Linked DNA regions of Homo sapiens: region 1 is linked to region 2. Evidence: chromatin contacts called from ENCODE Hi-C or POLR2A ChIA-PET data. All regions are on one chromosome and are shown on one strand. Each heading gives the region's core, a stretch centred on a gene start or an enhancer-like site at or near the end of the contact. The rest is flanking DNA. Distances are from core to core; before and after follow the strand shown.

The links. Hi-C counts contacts between places; a loop is a spot of excess contacts on that map. ChIA-PET counts read pairs that join two places held with the same protein, here RNA polymerase II (POLR2A). Pooled maps may share reads with other maps.
Region 1: a map of Right ventricle myocardium inferior shows a loop between it and region 2 (5-fold over the local background). The contact joins two enhancer-like sites. A Hi-C loop is called at or near these places in 3 of 168 maps with a recorded cell type or tissue (Right ventricle myocardium inferior, heart right ventricle and right cardiac atrium) and 7 of 50 pooled maps. POLR2A ChIA-PET finds 5 or more read pairs at or near these places in 4 of 52 experiments (AG04450, B cell, activated B cell and 1 more).

Annotation. Positions count from the first base shown.
Region 1 is chr1:58,814,157-58,821,353 of GRCh38, forward strand. All of the region lies in intron 1 of JUN-DT (JUN divergent transcript), which reads left to right. LOC101926907 (a long non-coding RNA gene) reads left to right here and starts at 284. Exons shown (of 2, transcript XR_246327.5): 1 at 284-356; 2 at 1,112-1,886. RefSeq lists enhancers at 1-768, 769-1,764 and silencers at 1,206-1,405, 2,218-2,367. Within about 2 kb of position 4,060, at least 3 of the 41 ENCODE cell types and tissues checked have a DNase peak (open chromatin) inside an H3K27ac peak, as active enhancers do.
Region 2 is chr1:58,981,450-58,988,817 of GRCh38, forward strand. No RefSeq gene overlaps it. Among named protein-coding and RNA genes, the nearest start is that of LINC01358, 35 kb to the right of the region's middle. RefSeq lists enhancers at 1-364, 899-1,399, 1,400-1,900. Within about 2 kb of position 1,407, at least 9 of the 41 ENCODE cell types and tissues checked have a DNase peak (open chromatin) inside an H3K27ac peak, as active enhancers do.

The DNA of each region.
Region 1 (7,197 bases), core at 2,810-5,309, 160 kb before region 2:
CGTGTTGTGTTGCGTGAGGACCCCTAAGGATTTGTTGAGTGGTCCTAGGTGCTCAAGTCACTGTACCTGCAGGGTGGCTTGAGCTGGGCCCACCTGACTGATTGGCTGGTCAATAGGTGGCCTGAGAACCAAAACTAGCCTCCAGCACATTGAGCAACCGGCTTCCTTCCTGCCCCGGGTCAGGAGCTGGGCCAGGGAAAGTGAAGAAACCTGTTTGGGGCCTCGGCAGGGTGGGCGTGGGTGGGGCCCTGCCGGGAAAAGAGGCGCCTAGACCAGTTAGTTTCCTTTGCTCCAGGACCGGATGCGGAGCCGGGACTCAGGTGGAGGCAGGAGAAATACGCACCCTGGGTGCACCTGTAAGTCCTCCAGGACTACATTGGTTTTGGCTATGACATGACCAGGGGCTCTGGGTCGGTGGTCACCGGGCGTGGGGCTTCTGGCTGCTAAATCAGGAGAGTGAGCGGGCCGGGCGGCGGCGAATGAGTTGACGGGTGGAGCTGGAAGAGGCTTTGGCGATCCAGCGGGCAAGCGAAGGACACCGCGGGAAGGGGTGGTACCCGGAAACGCAGCTGGGCAGTCGCGCCGCTCCCCTGTCCTCGCCAGCGCGCTTTCTCTTCCTGGCCCCTGCGCCTCCTCCGGGCCCCGCGGTGGCGTGAAAGGCGCTCAGGACAGACTTGTATTTGAATCCAAGCTGTTCCACCCACACGCTTTTGTTCTTGGGCGAGTGACTTCTATCTGACCCAGAGTTTTCCCAGACGAAAGTGGGAAGACGGTGCCTACCCCAAAGCGTCGTGGGAATGAAAGTCAATGAAGTGACATAGGAAAGGTGCCTAGCACATGGCAGGTGCTGAGCAAAGCGGGGTTCCCTTTCCCTTTGTTTAGCCCCAAGATCTCACTCCTAGCCCTGAAGTCGCGCCCCAAAGGCAGCCCCAGGACGGCGGGGTCTGGGAGGCAGGAGGCCTGGCCTGGCAATAACTCATTTGAATCATTTGATCCTCAAATGGGATGGGGGCGAGTGGGCGGATTCTGAGGCTGCCTTTGGAATGCGTTTCTGTGATCCTAGGAGGGAATTTCAATGCATTCTTCCATTCACGTATTTATTTATTCACAGATTCCTATCAGGCGAAGGCCGCCTTTCCTGGCCTCCCCCACAGGCCCGCCAGCGATTCGTCCTTACAAGGCTAGCCTCCACGGGCTGCCCTCTGTGTAAATAAAGCCACAGACTTCCGCCCACAGGTCGCCGCAGGTCCCGCCCGCAGCGCCGGGCCGCGGGGGAGGCGGGAACTGGTGCTACGGCCGCTACGCAGGCCTCGGGAGGCTCGGAGCCCGCCACGCCCCAGCCCTCTCGCAGGGCCGGGGAGCCACGGGGCCAAAAGGAGGAGCAGGTGGAAGAAATCCAGGCTCAGACCGTCGGAGTCCCCACCCATGAGCACCCTTCTCCACTGATCACTCAGAACATGGTAGGCCCTAGAGAGACAGCAGCCCGAATCTTCCCAGAAACCCTGCAGGAGATTCCTTCTTCCCATTTTATAGAAGGGAGGCTGAGGCTCGGCACGTTGAAATGGCTTGACCAAGGTCCCACAGGCAAAAAAATGGTACAGCAAGATATTGTAACCCAATATCTGGCTGCAAAACCCAGTCTCTCCCCAACCCACCTATCGTCACCGAGATTGTAAAACTTCTAACCGGGAAGAATCAAATACATGCACAACGGGTTACAGGTTAACAGACAGATGGGAGCGGAAAGGGACATTCCAGCGCTTCCCTGGGCGTGTCGCACAGGGCAACTCCAACCACAGGCGAATTTTCCTGGGTGACAGTTAAACTCCTTTTTGCATGAAAAAATACAGATTCTTATTAAAACAATAATCGATTAGACTATAAAACTCTCAAAGTTATTTCGGATCAAAATTATTTTCGGCTGTTTCCACACCTTTTTTTCTCGATTGTGCAGAAATTCTTCACACCGTCTGCACAGATGGGCAAACTGAGACCCGGACGAGTCCCATTGAGAGAGAGAGGCAGAGCCGGGGTTGGGAGAAGACTGAGATTTCTGGGATCCGGCTTGGGGTGTTTCCGCTGGGTGGGGGCGCCGGTTTGCGAAGAGCTTTCCTCGGACAGCTACTGCTGATTTTTGTCGCTCAGCCAGCCAAGTGGGGGCGATTCTGAGTAATCGCAGGCAATCAGCGCGGCTGGGGTTAAAAGCGAAAGGGACTCGCGGGCGAACGGCCGGGGAGGGCGGCGGGCACAGAGCCCAGACGCCGGCAAAGGCGGGGCGCCGCCGGGGTTCCCTCGGTGCGAGCGCGCGCGGCACTTCCTGCTTTTGCTCCTCCCTGCGGTCCTGCCGGCCGTTGTAAACTGGCGCTGCGGGCCACACCCGTGTTCCAGGCCCGCTAACCCACCGGCGGCCCCAGAGCCCCAGGCGGCCCCAGAGACCCAGCCTCAATCCTCAGTCCTCGTACAGTCCTCAGGTCCAAGTTCTGGCCATAGGAACGCCAGCCAGATCTGCAGCTCAGCTAGCTGAATTTCAGGTTCCAGAGACCTGGCCCTTTTCTTCCATGTAGGGGACAGTCAGGTTCTCTGGCCTGGGTTTTCTAAAAGTACCCAGAGTTGAACTACCTTCCACTCAGCAATCCCATTACTGGGTCTGTACCGAAAGAAAAATAAGTGGTTCTTCCAGAAAGACACATGAATCCCTATGTTCATCGAAGTGCTATTCACAATAGCAAAAACTTGGAATCAACCCAGGTGCTTGTCAATGGTGGATTGGATAAAGAAAATATGGCTCATACACACCACGGAACACTATGCAGTCATAAAAAGAATGAAATCGTGTCCTTTGCAGCAACATGGATGCAGGTGGAGGCCATTATCCTAAGTGAACTAATCAGGAAAAGAAAATCAAATACCACATATCCTCACTTATAAGCAGGAGCTAAACAATGGGTACACATGGACATAAAGGTGGACATGATAGACACTGAGGACTACTAGAGTTAGTGGGAGAGGGAGCAGAGCAAGGGCTGGAAAATTACCTCTTGGGTGCTATGCTCACTATCTGAGTGACAAGCTCAATTATACTAAAAACCTCAGCATTAGGCAATATACCTTTGTAACAAACCTGCACATGTACCCCCAATTATAAAATAAAAGTTGGGACGGGTGCAGTGGCTCACTCTTTTAATTCCAGCACTTTGGGAGACAGAAGGGGGAGGATGGCTTGAGGCCAGGAGTTTGAGACCCACCTGGGCAACAAAGTGAGACCTCATCTCTACAAAAAATTTAAAAATTAGCTAGGCATGGTGGCGTGCACCTGTGGTCCCAGCTACATAGGAGGCTGAGACAGAAGGATTGCTTGAGCCTAGGAAGTCGAGGCTGCAGTGAGCCATGTTCCTGCTACTGCACTCCAGCCTAGGCACTGGGCTGGACACCGTTTCAAAATAAAGTAAAATAAAAGTTGAAAAAAATATATAAAACAAACAAAACAACCCACACTTGACATTTGCTGACTATATGGCCTTGGGAAAATTACTTAACCTCAGTCTCAGTTTCTGCATCTGTAAAATGTGAGTTACTGACACTTACCTCATATAATTGTTGTGAGAAGTAAATATGTGCCTATCTGTAAAGGCCTAGAACATTTGAAAAAAAACTAATTAAATGCTATGTTTTGTTATTAGTGTTAGTTAGGCCTAGGTAGGAATCTTGTTTAGGCCACTTAAGAACTGGATGACCAGGCAGGTGTACTTTCTTCAGTTTCCCCACCTGGAAAAAGGAGTTTATTACACTTTATGTCACAGGGTGATGGTGAGGTCCCCATTATCCAGCAATTCCACAAGTGATGATGTTTGCAACTCTTACTGTTTGCCAGCACTGTCTTAAGCATTTGACCCTTATTAACTCATTTAATTCTACAATTACAGTATGAGAGAGGTATTAAGAGCATCCCATTTCACAAATAGGAAATTGAGGAACGAAGAAGTTAAATGACTTACCCAAAGTCACACAGCTACTAAGTAGGACTTGAATCTACAAAGTTTGGCTCCTTATTCCATATTCTTAATTCCTGCAGGATGTATCAGACACAATGCTAGGCAATGGGCATGCAGCCAGGAATGATACCACACACAGCTGCCTCCTCAACAAAGGCAAGGGGTTCCTTTCTGAGCTTATTGGCATTCCTTATATATGATTAAGCATTGCATGCATATGCTATATTTTATATAATAAGGTGGCTTGCACACCGTAGATATTCAAGATTGTTGGTTTCCCTCACTGTAATTTTTGGGGGTCCAGTTCCAAGTGCTTACATGGAATGTGGAGGGAGGTTAGGTTTTAAGTGATAGAGAAGTTGGTGTCTAATAGATGCTCCACATACCTAAGTTCCCTCGTCTGTGTACTTAGTGATCTTCCAGCTAAAGAGAATAAAACAGCACAGGCTTAAGGTTTAGACCTTTTAACAATAATAATAATTACTTCTGCCTTTGCAGAGTAATTCTGTTTCTGTAGAATTATGTCTGCACTGTGGGGTTCCCAGAATTGAGGGTAAATTTACTGTATTTATCACTTAATCATTTCCAAAACAGCTTATGACTATGGCATCTTTAGTCAAAGGCCCAGAATTCTCCTCCTACCCTCTGTCTTTGGAGTCCCCGTGGTAATTTTTGCTGTAAATGGCTAAAGCTATTAAATATAGTGTACATCTTCCTGCCATGGAAATATAAGCTGTCATTACATTCATTGCTTAAATGTTGTGATTATTTCAAACTTGGCTTTTGTATTTGAAGCCTTGAGTTAAATGTGGAAAGTAAGGGAGAAAACGGATAATGGTTAGAAATAAAAACGTGCAGTGGATAGGTTTCCAAAGTAATAAAAAGCCACTTTAAATTTCAAAAGATTTTAAACCTGTGTAGTTCCAGACAGAATACCCTAAATTCCCATCAAACATTGTGTCTCTATTCTGAGGGTCAGAACCGCCTTGAGGCAATTCAATGAACTCAACTGACAACAAAGAATTAAATCATTAATTTCTGCTTGTAAAAGAGATAGCCTGTGGACAACACTCAGCAGATGGTAGGTATTCACAAGGAAACTATTATGATTAGAGACAGGGATATGGAGAGAACAAAGACAGTATACTCAGCTGACATTTATTGAGCACCTACTATGTGACAGTTGCTTTCAAATCCATTATTTCAAATAAACCTCAAAATAAGGCTATGAGGAAAAGATCATATTATAGAAGAGGAAACTGACACTCCAAGACGCTTGTTAACTTGCCGAGAAAGTGAGTGGCAAAGTCTGAGTTGGAAGAAGTTGGGTCTGACTTCAAGTTCAGTATCTGATTCGCTGCACCTCTCTGCTTTTTCCCTGTATGCCCAAATGTCAGTCATTTTAGAGCTGGAGGTGAGGATCAGAGGGGACTTTAAGATCGCCTCACCCAGAGTTTCTCTGCCTCTTTTATAATCCAAGTCACCCTAGATAAACACAAAAACCTTACATCCTCTTTTAATGAGTTTCAAATTCAAAATAAGCAAAATATCATGATTCAAAACAAATCAAAGCAAGGGGACATTTTCAGTATTTTGTTTTGAAACAAAACAAGTCTTTCCAGCACTTTTGTTTCCAGCTCCGTGCCTCCACCAACCTCACTGGAGAGCTGGTGATCCTTTGCCCCCCTCCTCCTAGTCATTGACTTCCAAGGAAGTTGAGCTCAGAGCGGACTGACTGACTAGCTTGTGACATGGTCAGCTCTTGAACTCAGGTCTGCCTGACTCCAGTGTGGTATCTTTTCTGTAAACACCCTGCTTACTTCATAGCCTGGTCTCTTACTGAACCCCAGCTCACAGTCCACACTTCGGACTGACTTTATCACCTCTAGTTTCCAGAATGTGTCCTCCTCCTTCCTGGCCGTTGCTCAGGCTTTTCCTCTCCGTGGAACACCCTCACTACCGCTCCTCCCCGCTTGTCTGGGGAGCCCCTGTTCCCCAAGCTTCAGCTGAAATGCAGCTTACTTTAGGAGCTTTTCTGGACTCCTGCCTATATCCAAATGAAGGGGACTGATTCCTTTTGTACACGTGCCCATGTACCCATGTAGAATTATCTTTTGGCATTTGCTAACACTTTAATATTCTTTACACGTCTCTTCCTTTTTTTTCTTCCTTTTTTTTTTTTAATTTGAGACAGAGTTTCACTCTTGTCACCCAGGCTGGAGTGCAGTGGCATGATCTTGGCTCACTGCAACCTCTGCCTCCCCGATTCTAGCGATTCTCCTGCCTCACCCTCCTAAGTAGCTGGGATTACAGGCATGCGCCACCATGCCCAGCTAATTTTGTATTTTTAGTAGAGAAGGGGTTTCACCATGTTGGCCAGGCTGGTCTCGAACTCCCGACCTCAGATGATCCACCTGCTTTGGCCTCCCAAAATGCTGGAATTACAGGTGTGAGCCACTGCGCCCAACCTAAGTCTCTTTTTCTTAATCGCCTATGACCTCCTTGGATATCTCACTCTACTACTACCAAAATGATGGTGGTTGGGGTGGATCCATATCTTTGTATTCTTTCAAGAGTGCCTGGCATTTAGCAAGCACTCAGTAAATGTTTATGACACACACACACACACACACACACACACACACACACACACACAACGTCATTGTCAGATTATTTTATTTTAGGTGGTCTTGAGTTTTTACTTAGACTGCGAACTCTCACAGACAGCTGTCCTCTGTTGAAGCAACAGGGAGCCACTGCAGGTTTTTGAGGCAGAGAGTTTCTTGATCCATAGGTAACATAAGAGACTTACCCATGGGATTAAAGCTAAAGATCTCCCAGTTTCCAAGCCTTTTCAATCTTTCTCTGGAAAAGTTTTATTTCACAAATAAAAGGCTGAAGAAGAGAAGTGCTATTCTTTCATTTTTTGTTAATTCAAAAAATATATCAAGTGCCTGCCCTCTCCCAGGTGCTATTTTGGGCACCATTTAGATAAGAATGAACTGGGCAGACAAAATATCTCCTCTCTTGGAGTTTGCATTCTCCTGGTGGAGAAAGACAATAAATAAGTAAATAATAACTATATCAGTTCAGATAGTAATAAATATTATGAAGAAAGATATAAAAAGACAGAGTAGGGGATGGGCAGATCATTTTACATGGCGAAGTCAAGAAAGGATCTTTGAGGACGTGGCATTTGGCAGAG
Region 2 (7,368 bases), core at 157-2,656:
GTCTGTAGCCAAGGGGGATTGTATGAGAATGGAGAGTCTACATCTACTCCTGCTGTGCTGTGCTGTGCCCCATTTAAAGGGGACAGTTCTCCTAGCCCTCCTGCTGTGCTAGTCAAAGGCCAAGGGCAGCTTTCCCTGTAACTGCTAGAACCACAACTCTGCATGTGAAGTCTTTTGGCTTTTTCTTCTGCTTTTCCAGAGGTTCTGCCCCTCCTGGGTTGGGATGCTCTATGGTAGTAGGATGCAGCTCCCCATCTTTGGAAACAGCAGCCACTGTAGTTTATTTTGCCATCTTGGAGAATCCCTGCCAGATACGGGCCATTCCACCTTTTCAACCTTAGCACCAGTCTTGGCCTACCCTTCTCCTTCTGGAATAATGGATCTCTCTTTAAGCAGAGTAATAAGGGAGAGGATATGTAAGCATTGTTCAGACCGTCAGAAAGACAAGAGTGTCCTCCTTCTCTTGGAGAGTTTGAAAAGGACATTCTTGCCATGGAATATAAGCAAGCAGACCAAAAACTAAACATATAAGCCAACGGCACAAAAACACCATTCCTTTTTTAAAAAAAAATTTATTTTAAGTCCCGGGACACATGTGCAGGACATGCAGGTTTGTTACATAGGTAAACATGTGTCATGGTGGTTTGCTGCACCTATCAACCCATCACCTAGACATTAAGCCCCGCATGCATTAGCTATTTATCCTGATGCTCTTCTTCCTCCAAACCCCTGACAGGCCCCAATGTGTGTTGTTCCGCTCCCTGTGTTCATGTGTTTTCATTGTTCAGCTCTCATTCATGAGTGAGAACACGTGGACACCATTCCTTTTTAAAAAATCACCTGTCTTGGTATCAATCTTACTGGGAGCTTAAAGACACCACTTTACAAAGACATTGAGAGGTTTGTGTTAGGGTCATCGTTTTACCTGTGAGTTTAGCAGAGGATGCTGAGGCTAGAAAGAAAACACCCAAGGAGAAGGGCACACAGCTGGAGGGGAGTGTGCTGCTGCTCTGCCCAGATGCGTCTGACTCCACTACCCAGGAGTTTCCTTTCCCCACACTGGGAAGCATTGTTCGTAGATGAACAGCCTTCCTGGAAGAGGTGACACTTGAGCTAAGTCTTAAAGAACAGAAGGCTTTCTGCTGGGTAACAGTGGTGGGAAGGCCATGATTGAAAAGGGTTAAAAAGTGTAGATGCTTTTGTAAACACAGCCAGGCAACAGGGTCAAGCAACAGGGGTGAGGCCAGTGGTGAAACAGCAGACGTGGTGGATGTGGTTGTTTTTAGTCTCTTGGATGAAGTTCAAAGCAAAAGTCCCTGATATCCCCTGGAGAGAGAACATCCAGGTTGTGTTCCTGCCCAGAGCCGAGTAAACAGGATTATTGGAACCTGCTGTGGCCTCAGCTGGACACACTGGCTGCAGCCTGGCTGGCGCAGAGGGAGAGAGTGACAGGAAAATGGCTGAGATTAGGAACCGCCCTTGCCTCTGGACTTGGGTCTCTGAGGAAATGCCTCTGTTGGGATAACCTGTCTTGGGCACTTGGAATCTGTATTTCAGGTCAGAAAATATGCATAGCCTTTGACCCACCAATTCCACTTCTAGGAATACAAGAAGGAGAAATAGTTGCTGATGTGTGAAAAGATATATGTACAAGGATGTTCAACGTAGTATTGTTGATAATAAAAAAAAATTGGAAGCAACTTAAATATCTCAGGAAACTTATAGTACATCTATATGACAGAAAAATTTTAGCCCTTAATAATCATGTGGTAAAAGACTATTCGTTGATATGAAATATTTAGAATATTTTGCCAAGTTAAAAAAAGGTTATAAGACAGTATGCACCACCTGCTCTCAATTATGTAACTATTTATCATGATGACATTTACTGAACACTTGCCATGTGCCAGCCGTGGCTCTAAGCAGTTTAAACATATTTGATTGTGCAACAAGTTTATGAAGAAGATTTCTTATTATCTCTATTTTACACATAAGGAGACTGAGACACAGAGTGTTTAAGTAATTTGTCTAAAATCACAGCAGTAAGTGGCAAAACCTGCACGTGAACAAAGCATTCTAGCTCCAGAGCCCAAATGCAAACAACTAAGTTGCCATACTCTCTTCCTATGTGTGTCCACGTTTCTGTGGTTTCTTTGATTTTCTTTCTCTTTCTTGGAGACTTTACACCCAAACGTTAGCTGTGTGTTAAGTAATCCCCTTGTAGGGCAAGAGCAGATAAATATTTTCATGATGGAAGTGAATGTTGCAGCCAGTATAGGCTCCAAAGGACATTTACACCTTGACTACAGAGAACACACTGCATGCCACTTAAGATCTTGTACAGGACAGACACAAGCAGTTCCCCAATTCACTTATTCAGCAAAATAATGATTAAGTGCCAGTTCTGCACAGGCTCTGTTCTAGGCTCTGAAGATTCAGCAGTAAGGCAAGGGACACAAGGCCAATTCTCCAATAAGACTTCCATCCTCATGGGGGAAGCAGGGAGGTAACCAGTAAATAAAGAGCCAAGAAAAATATTAGCTGGAGTTCAGTGTTCTGTAGAGTACTACAATTGGAATGGTGCCATAGGGTGGGATCATGGGCTTAGGAAGATGACCTTTAAGAGGAGACATTTGAGCTAAAACTTGAATGACCAGCAGTAGAGACACACACATACACACACACACACACACACACACACACACACGGGGTGGCAGGGAAGCAAATCCAGCAAAATGTTGACATTTGGGAAATCTGGATGAAGGGTACAACACAATTTTTTATATAAGTGTTGTAACATTTCCATAAGTCAAATAATTTTGGAATACAAAGTTAAAATATGTCAAAATAAATATATTACAAATACAAACAATCACTCTACATCTAAGGAAATAGAGTTGGTAGAGCTTGCTGGTGAATGCCATGTGGTGGGTGAAGAAATCAAGAGGAAGTAGATGATGCTGGCGCCTTTGACTAAAGTAGGGTGAGGCTGAGGTATGAGGTATGGGGAGAAAAAGCAAACATCCTTTTCTTTGACCCAATAGTCAGTTTGCAAACTACCATACACTTATCTTCTCAGTGGGTCTTCTCCTTTTTTTTAGAGATGGAGTCTTGCTCTGTTGCCCAGGCTGGAGTGCAATCTCGGCTCACTGCAACCTCCGTCTCCCGGGTTCACGTCTTCTCCTGCCTCAGCCTCCAGAGTAGCTGGGACTATGCCCGGCTAATTTTTTGTATTTTTAGTAGAGATGGGGTTTCACCGTGTTAGCCAGGATGGTCTCGATCTCCTGACCTCGAGATCCTCCCACCTCGCCCTCCCAAAGTGCTGGGATTACAGGCGTGAGCCACTGCGCCTGGCCAGTGGGTCTTCTCTTACCCTCCTTTGAATCAGGTAGGATTTTTTACTGATGAAGAAACTGAGACCAAGAGTGGGGAAATGATTGTATGTGGTGTCATGGTGACTGAGTAGCAGAGTTAGGTGCCAAAGTCAGATCTTCTGAATCCATGAAACTAACAATCCCCAAGGCTAAGTGACAGGAGATACATCATGTATATTTTCCGCTGCTCTAAAGTAGAATAAATGTTGAATAGGCTGGGCAATAATTGGCCCGTGGAAGACGCAGGTAACTCAATCTGACTATGTTGTAGAGGGTTGGTTGTAACACTCTCTTTCTTAGAAACTATCAAGGATTCCCAGTAACCCATGAACCATTTTAGTTCCCAAGAGATAGTACAATGCTGTAGACTGCAACTTGACTTACTGTGATGCTAAGTTATTATTCCATTTTTATTATTTTATAATTATTATTAAAAATAGAGGTAAACCACCTACTCCTCTCAAAAGGTAGTTAGGAGAATCAGCATCCAAAGGAAATACTGCAAATGAAAGGGTTTGTGGTCTTCAACACTCGGTTAGACGAGCTCCTGTTGGGGTCTTAGGGTCATGTTCATTATCTCTGAGTACATTGCAAGTGCTTCAGGTTGCCTTTGGAGGTCACTCCTGTGACTGGCTCAGCTTCTGCCAATTTGGAGACCAATTTAAAATTCCAAGACATCAACAAAACAAACCCAGGATCTTAGAGAAAGGGAGTATCAACTAACACTAAAGTAGTACCTGCTAAGTGCAATTTAGTGACATTTATCACTAAGTAGCACCATTTGACCCCCCACTCCAACAGCCTCTTGAGGGAGCCCCATTAACTCAGTTTTAAAAGAGGAGGAAACTAAGACTTGAAGTATTAAGCAATGTGGTCCCATGCTAGCAGTGAGCCTACAATGTCTAAGCCAGAGCTTGCACCCCTTTCATGGCACTACATGGCCAAATAGGCCCTTTCTGGTCCCAGAGATGAAGGTTAACCAATGTGCAAAAATAAGTTGCCTTGGAATCCACCCTGCTTACAGGTCCTCATTACCCTAAATCAATGATCTGCACGATTTCATTGGGATGGTATGTGTGCTTGATTTATATTGGCACAGATCAAGCCATAAATTGTGCCTATGGACCCATCAAAGTCTTTTCTCACATTGAAGATGTTTATAGAAACAGGAAACATGGCCTTTGCATGAACATACTGGTCCTCTCTATGTCAACGTCATCATAAATAGACGTATCCAGGATCTCTGCCTGGACTGTTTTCCATAGATACTCAGCAAACCCATGAGCTAGGTCGTTATTACCAAGGAGGAACAAAGAGACCCTCCCTTGTTCCTAGAACTTATCCTGACAAGAGGCCCTCTTGAGTGAAGACCAGAAAAAATGCCATGGCCCACATTCCACCCCTCTCTGTTGTTAGCAGCAGTGCCTGGTCCTTTAAGATGTCCCCCCATTCTTACAGCTTTGAACTTCAGGCTCCTAACCTGGGAATCCAGAGTTGTAGAGCTATTCTTTGCTTCTTGTAAAATGAATCTACTCTGTGGACTCAAAACACCTTCAGTCTTACTGTTCTTCCCAGTTTGCAAAGCTGTCCCACCCTTTATCACAATGGACTCTGGCAAGACTCTATAAGGGGGGCTGTTGTCAGTATCTCATTTTGCAGATGAAAAGAATGAGGCAGAGAGAGAGACAGAAGGGTCTATTACTCGACTTTGAATTTCTCACACAGCTGGCATTAAATTCCTCTTCTCAAGAAACTTACAAGTAGTTGTAGATTATTATCACCAGAGCTGTCAATATCTGTATCTGCAAGAAACTGCCAGAAAACAGCCAGTATACCTGTAAAGGGTTCAAGCTAAATAGAATTTATAAAGACACTATTACAGAGATATAGGCAGAGTTAGGGACTGGCACCCAGGAACTCACAATAGCAGGGAGCCGTTAGCACCTGCGATGGGCTGAATCATGTTCCTCCGAGACTCACAAGTTGAAGCCCTATCCCCCAGTACCTGATAATGTGACTGTATTTGGAGATAAGGTCTCCATATGATAATTAAATTAAAATGAGGTCATTAATGTGGGCCCTAATTCAGTATGACTGGTGTTCTTATAAGAAGAAGAAATGTGGACACAGATATGTAGAGAGGAAAGACTATGTGAGGACACAGAGAGAAGATAGAGGCCTCAGAAGAAACCAATCCTGTCAACATCTTGAGCTCAGATTTCCAGCCTCCAGGGCTGTGAGAAAATAAATTTCTATTGTTTATGCACCCAGCCTGTGATATTTTGTTATGGCAGCCCTAGTAAACGAACACATTCCCTTCTAATCTTGAAAGTCAGAGAGAGGAATTAATGGCTCACCCCTCTCCTCCCAGCCTCTGATCTCCTGCTAAGGCTTCCCATGGGCTGAACCCAACTGAAAACCAGATAAGGGTACAATTAGGATAGGATCACAGCAAGAGCTCTGGATAAGGGCTAAGCAGATTCTTTCATTCATTCAACAAATATTCATCAAATACCTGGTGCAATTGTACCAGGAGCTATTCTGGATGCTGTGGATATAAAGATAAATAAGATAGAGTCCCTTGTCTTCAATGGTCACAGTGTGACATAGAAGGAAGATTCTGCTATGTGTTCTACTATGTAAGTGCCCCACTGTACAATGTAGATTACATGCTGATAATTGCTGTTTGAGCATGATGCTATGACTGCAAAGAGGAGGGGTTACTCACTCAGTCAGGGTGGCAGGAAGACGGCCACAGAGGAAGTACACTCTAGTTGCCCCTTGAAGGATGTGCTAGATTTTACGGAGAGATGGAGGGGAAGGTCATGCTGGGTGGAAGGACATGCAAAGACCCAGGGATGTGTAAAGTGAGGAATCCCTTTGGAAAGAGAGGCTGAAAGATAGACGTAAACCCTATGTAGTTAAAATCACTTCCTAACTGTGCCACCTCACAATGCTATGCTGTCTGTGTTTGGGGCACTAATTTATACCTGTTGGCCACATGGTTCAGTGGCAAGAACAGGGTTCTAGAGCCTTGGGCTCAAAGTCCATTGCCAGCAACTGTTCACCATGTGTGGCTTAGGCAAGACACTCAACCTTTCTGAGCCTTTGTTTTCTCTCTGGTCAATTAATCAGCCAGCATTATTGTGTGTCTTCTCTGTTCCAAGCCTCAAAGCTATAGAGATGCTTGGTGCTGCCCTTGGGAACCTATAGTGGCGGAGGAGGCAGACTCTACACTGAGCCCCTCTGTGCATATGGAGTGGCTTCCAGGGCTGGGCTCAAAGTGCTCTGGGAACACACAGGTTAACGCACTTCCTCCATACTTCCCAGGGATTTGGAGGGAGTTTGGAGAAATAACAAAACAGGAAATGCTTGTAAGCTGCTTCTATTATTGGGTGGCAGTCATGGTTGCTGACATTTAGGTGAGGGTTGTTTCGTTTAGGCATTCTCATTGCACTCCTTCATCATCCCTGCCTTTGCACCTTGGCTCACACTATGTCCACTTTATACTTCTCTGACTGTGTAAATCCTATCCATCTTCATGGTCAAGGTCCAGACCCAACTTCTCCAGGAATCTTGTCCAGAGCATCGCAGGCCATAGAAATAACACCCTCCTCTTAACTCTGCTACATTTGCAGGCTCATTAGGCATTTATGCATTAGTAAAAGACAGTTTTGTGCCATTCCAAGAGTGGTCTAAAAACTATCTGGATCAGAGAATTCTGGAGCTGGATGAGACCTTAAAAGGCCATCATCAAGCCTCTAGTCTTATTCCAAGCTAGTACACATGGCAACTAGAGTGAGCATCCTATAATACAGATTGGAGCATATGTCTCTCCTACTTTAAACAAGGTGACTCTGCAATTGATTGCCCAAATGGGGATACTTTCGAGGGTGAAAGGCAATGCTGTTATTATAATGCTTGGACAACAGTCCTAAACTAGGATGACACCAAGGGCTAAACTAGGATAACACTAAAATTTGGGCACATAGTC